2 separate regions of the Mus musculus genome follow, and region 2 is linked to region 1. The links are chromatin contacts, found by Hi-C or POLR2A ChIA-PET in ENCODE. All regions are on one chromosome and are shown on one strand. Each heading gives the region's core, a stretch centred on a gene start or an enhancer-like site at or near the end of the contact. The rest is flanking DNA. Distances are from core to core; before and after follow the strand shown. Region 1 holds the start of Plaat3 (phospholipase A and acyltransferase 3). Region 2 holds the start of Lgals12 (lectin, galactose binding, soluble 12).

Region 1 (2,788 bases), core at 189-2,688:
GCCTGGCCTCACAGTACCAGAAACAGAAAGTGCAGCCTGGAGTGACTCTGCTGCTATGAGAACTGTTAGGTTTTAAGTGTTGTTTTCACTTGGGAACCGAATAAACTTGAACTTGATTATAATCCCACACCAGTACTCAGCTGGAGCACAATCCCAAGAGGGTTGTCTGCAAAAACCTGAACCAAATCAACAGTCTTGTTAAAATGAAGAAGACATTTGCCCTGTTCCAATCTCAAGACATCATGGGTTAACAAAGATGCCGGGGGCTGGGATGTGGCTCAGTCGGTAGAGTGCTTGCCTACCATGCAGGAGGGCTTCACAAAACTGGGTATGGGGCCTCACACCTATAATTCCAGCACTCAAGAGGTGGGGGCAGAGAAACCAGAAGGAAGAAACTGTCCTCGCTAAATAGGAAGTTTGAGGCCAGTCTGGGCTACCTGAAGCCTTGTCTCAAAAACAAAAGCAAAACAAAAATCAGAAAGAAAAGAGAAGGGGGGATGGAGGGAAGAAATGAAGGAAAAGCCAGAGCTGAGTGTTTGCTGGCAGCAGGGATGGCCATGGGTCAGCTGACAAGACAAAAATAAGCAGAATCAACTTCAGACATTCGACCCAGGAACCTGCCCAGGGTCCGGGTTTGGTAAGAAGACCCAGCCCCCAACTTCCCCCCCTCTACTGCTTTCTATTGAGCATGTTTCAAGCAGGGTGGCAGCCAACTGCTGAGGCTCAACAGGTGGCAGCTGACCCACAGCTCATACCTGATCCCCCAAGGGTTCAAATGTAGCTTCCTCACTACAAAGCTCCTCTCTTCAAAACAGCGAGTCAGACCCGGAGAAAACAAGAGTCACCATTAAAACACTACACCCATCCCTGGCCCACCCTTGGCTTCTCACGCTGTACTTACTATGGGTGCTAGCATTTTCCAGGATGTGTGAGCTTCAATTTCAGCTTAGCAGCAGCGTGGATGCCTAAGACACAGAGGGGAGCAAAGCTCATTAAGTCTCTAGCAAGTCTCCAGGAGCAGGGTAGCTTTTAGCAGAGCCCTCCAGAAACTTCCACCAAACTTCTCCAACTTTCTCGCTCTCCTCCGCTCTGACCTGAGCTTGCCCTTGAATAGACAAATCCCTCTCTGTAGGGCAGAAGCGGCTCACGGGATCCTTGGTCACCAGCAGGGTTCCTGGCCAGGCAGGCATTCGTGCGCCCCTGGCTCCTTTTCTCCGCGTACGGCGGATGGCAGACAGGTGGCAGCTCTCGCCTGGCTTGTTTACGCAGCCGAAACACTCTCCGCCTCCCAGACAGCCCTCGGGGACCCGCAGAGGCACCCGGGCTTCTCACCTTTGCTTGGGTCCCAGAAAAAAACTCTCCAACCTCCTCGCGCCCCAAGTAGGCAAGTGGAGGCCAGCGCAATGGGGACTGGTTTAATGGCCGCAGAGTCCAGGCTGAGCCAGATCACCCCGCCCCTCCTCCTGTAACTGGCTAATGAGAGCGTCGCCAAGGGCATGCCACTACTCAGTAGTCACTTAGATGCCTCCCTCCCGCTGCGTTCCCGCCTCTCTGCTCCTCTGCCCCAGATTCCCCAGCCCTTGACAGCCTATACACACTCCTCATGGAAGAACATGTTATGTCGAATTACATTTAATCTTTGTACATGAATCATACCAAAAGGCTATTTTTTAAGAGTAATACATGCCTGAAATCCTAGCATTTGACAAGCTGAAGCAGGAGGATTGCCATAAGTTTAAAGTTAGCCTGAGCTACTGTTTGAGATCTTCTCTCCAAAATAATAATAATAAATAATGATGATGATGATGATAATAATAGCCAGATGTAGTTGTTTATGCCTTTGTTTCCTGCACTCAGGAGGCAGAGGCAGGCCCATCTCTGTGAGGCTAGCTCCACATAGTGAGTTCCAAGGGTGCCAGAGCTATGCAAAGAGACCTTGCCTCAAAAATCCAAAATATAATAATAAAAATAAAAATAATGACAACAACAGTAATGTGGGGTTGAGGAGCTGGCTCAGGGGTTGAGAGCACTTGCTGCTCTTGCAAAGGGCCCCGGATGGTTCCCAGGATCCACATGGTGGCTCACAACCATGATTAACTCAGTTCCAGGGGATCCAATACCTTCTTTTGACATTGTTACTCATGAGGTACAGACCTGGTACATGTGCACACATACTGACAAAACACACATAGAGAAGACAGCTTGCACAGGGGTTTCAGCCAATAGAAAGTCTTTATTAGCCTGGCTGTCAACTACAGTGGGTGTTCAGTGTAGCACTTAGCTTTTCTCAGAGTGAGCTTTTAAACACAAAAACCATGTTCTGGGTTGGCATTCTTCAGTTAACAAGAACAGTTAGCCAAAAGCAGGCTCACAGAAGCCAAAAATAAGATTAGTACACCTGGCCTCTGTTTTAGCTTTGGCAGGTGGTGCTGTCTGCCTGAATGATACTTCCATCATGGAGTCAGTTGTGCTAAAGTCTTGGGGCCCACTAAGTCTGAAGCTCTGTTACACTCATAAAATAAATCTCAAAACATTTTTGTAATTGAAGGAGTTAAAAAAATACACTCCCTGGCATTTTGATTGAGGAACATGAAATATGTAATTTCTTTTGATTTCCTTTTCAATATTCAGAGATTACTTTATTCGTGTTTGAAATCAAATCCATGAACATAAAAGGTTAGATGTTTAAAACAGTATATTACCATTGCACAAATGAAAAAAGAAAAAGAAGCATTCTGGACAAACATGGCTACTGTTCATTTCTGTACAGTGTTCTTTTCTCTTTCTT
Region 2 (2,788 bases), core at 210-2,709, 50 kb before region 1:
AAGTTCTTATATGATGAGAGAAATTACTATTCATACTGAGAAAAATGAAACTGGACTACCTAATACCCACATACATAAAAATAATTCCAGCTAAGCTGAATGGTGGTGGGCCAGCTGCCAACTTTGTCCATTCGTCCTGACTAGTTTTTCTCCTAATGTTCACACCCTCTAATTATTCCATCAAGTGTCCAGATGTTGTCAACTGACTCCCAGGTGAAGAAGGTCCCTTTCTTGGTCTGCGGAATGGATTCTTAAGGTATTCTGCAATCGTCCAAGACCCTCCCAGCAGAGACAACTGTATGAGAACAAGGCTGGCTGCCAACCCACAACAGAGGTCCCAGACAACACTTTGATCTTGAACTTCTAGAACAGAGACAAAATAGAGTTCTGTTGTTTACACCCCACCCAATCTGTTGTATTTTGTTATGACAACCCAAGTAAATGAGTGCACCCTCCTCCCTCATTTCCCAGCAGGGCTGATGTGGGGTGGGGGAAGGGCACCACTAGCCTTGGGGACCCAGATCTGACTACAGTGCAGGGCACTATAGCCTGGCTCAACTGGTCTCTCCACCTGCCGTTTCTCCTCCCCACTGTGGCGAACATATCTCTTTCTGAACACACCCAGGATTGGATTTCCCACAGAAACACCTTCAGCTCTCCTGCCACACCTACCCAGCCACAGCTGAACAAACTCCTTGCTTGGCACCCAAAGTGCTTTCAGTTAGAACCCAAGTCAGGGTTTCTCATTAATGCTCAGTAGAATTGCCTGCAAGGCCATTTCCTGGACTTCACTCCCAAAGAGCTTTCTCCAGTAGGTCCCGGGGTGGAGACGCCACAGTTCACCTTTCTGGCAAACTTCTAGGTGGGGAGATCAGGTGAGGTAGACCTGCCCAATCCCTCCGCCAGGCCCCTCACATGGCGCTCTTATCCCTGGAACGACTGTACCAACACCCTGTGTAGCTGACATACCAGGAATTCCCTGCTGCCAAGTCTGACCCCATAGTTAGATCAGGAAACCTCCCAACGTAGGCTAAAGTTGAGGAGTTATGCTATTTTGAAAGAGGAACTTTAACTGGAATCTGAGCCAGGCCTAGAGGCCTCTCCTAAAACAGCAATATGGGTCCAGGCTCAAACACAAAGCCCAGCCATGGTCACCCTTGTGACACCGGGATGAACAAAGGGAGGCTCAAGGAGAAGTGACTTGTGGAAGGACACAGCATGTAAGAGCAGAGGCTGTGTTCCCTCTAGCCAGTGCTGCTTTGTCTGAGACCAAGGGAGCCCTCCTCTGCCTGGCCTTTGTCACTCCACTTTCTTGTGACCCTAGCTGGTCCCTGGCATTTGCAGCTAATGCTGAAATGGCCTCAAGGGACTGAACAACTTGGGGGAAAGGGGAAGAGAGGGGAAAGCAACCAGGGAATGAATGCGGGAGGAGCCAGGAACCTGGGGGCGGGGCCTCTTAAGGAACCTGCACACGTGTACCACCAGCAGCAGCAGCTTCCCTTCCTACTATCCGCTGAAGGCCCAGGTGAGCCCCAGGAAACAAAAGCCCTCGCTGAAATGAGCCGGCCCTAGGCTTCCCTTTGAAGTGGCCAAGTGCTTCAGACACAGACACAGATGGGCTAGTTAGCAAGTCCATGAGTGAGTGCCAGCTACCCGCCCCTGGACGCGCGGGAGTTTCTGCTAGCAGGTCCAGTCCAGCAAAGCTGCTGCTGTACCATCATAGCGGGGGTTGATGTGGTTCCTAGAGGTGGGCCAGTGCCCCTCCCAGGTCGGCTCCAAGAAGCATTAGAACTCCATAGCGAACAAGTAAGACTAACAGCTTGGATAGCTGTTGCAGAGGCTGGGAAAAGTGAGTCCATTCCGTGGGGAATCGCGTTGCTGGAATCAGGATCAGAGGCTGAGTTGAAGTTGCCCCTCCCCCATGTCAACTGACGAACACCTGGACCCGATTCCTGACAGCTTCATCCTGCAGCCGCCAGTCTTCCACCCGGTGAGTAAGCGTAATAAAACGACCAATCAGCTAAATTCCAGCCTGCAAGTGATTGGTCGGGCTTCCAGGATCCTTGCCTATTCAATACGCCTCTTCTGGGATAGATGGCTAGAAGAATGGAGGTGGATTGCTATGAGGGACACTAATGACTAAGGGCAGCCCCTTCTCCAAGCCTGAGGGAAACCCTCCTAGTCAGGGAGAATGTGGATTCCTCTCTCCCTCCCCCTGTTCAGTGCCCAGGAGACTTTCTGAAGCCCAGCCACGTTTTCAGAAGGCCAAACTCCCAGCAGGCACTACCACTAATGAGCACTAATTATTACTTTCCCCTGCTTGGTTCTCTCCTCCTTAGAGACCTCCATCAGAGCAGTTAATTAACACATTCTGCCAAGAGCCTGGGAACTGGAAGCCACTGGGCTGCCTGCCAAGCTGCCATGCCATGTAGAGATCCTGGCCTCTGGCTCCTCCCCCACCCCCACCCCCGCCCCCCAGGTGCCTGAGCAACAGGGCTGAAGCACCTGAAACCTCCTAGGTCCCCACAGCCTGTTGCTTCGCAAGCTAAGACCGCCACCTGGAGGGCTCCTCGGAGTGGTCTGGGCTCTCTGATTGCCACTGGGAGTTGACAAGCCACCTATAAGGGCTGACCCTGTGACACTGCCCCAGGTTCCCCTTCCAGCTTGTCTGCACACCCTCTGTGGAGCACCCACTGTGCTGAGCCTGCTGAAGAGAAAGACAGGGCTCCAATTATCTTATTCAGTGATCCTAATGGAAAAACAGCCAGCCAGCTCCTGTACATGAGGG

What was found. A loop is a pair of places that touch in the nucleus more often than their neighbours do. ChIA-PET counts read pairs that join two places held with the same protein, here RNA polymerase II (POLR2A).
Region 2: POLR2A ChIA-PET joins it to region 1 with 11 read pairs in embryonic stem cell. The contact joins the promoter of Lgals12 here to the promoter of Plaat3 in region 1. A Hi-C loop is called at or near these places in 7 of 37 maps with a recorded cell type or tissue (adrenal gland, gastrocnemius and heart). POLR2A ChIA-PET finds 5 or more read pairs at or near these places in 4 of 5 experiments (Patski and embryonic stem cell).

What each region holds. Positions count from the first base shown.
Region 1 is chr19:7,556,109-7,558,896 of GRCm38, reverse strand. Plaat3 (phospholipase A and acyltransferase 3) reads right to left here and starts at 1,438. Exons shown (of 5, transcript NM_139269.2): 1 at 1,333-1,438; 2 at 902-965. The coding sequence starts at 916.
Region 2 is chr19:7,605,864-7,608,651 of GRCm38, reverse strand. Lgals12 (lectin, galactose binding, soluble 12) reads left to right here and starts at 1,459. Exons shown (of 10, transcript NM_001356574.2): 1 at 1,459-1,525; 2 at 1,829-1,990. The coding sequence starts at 1,922.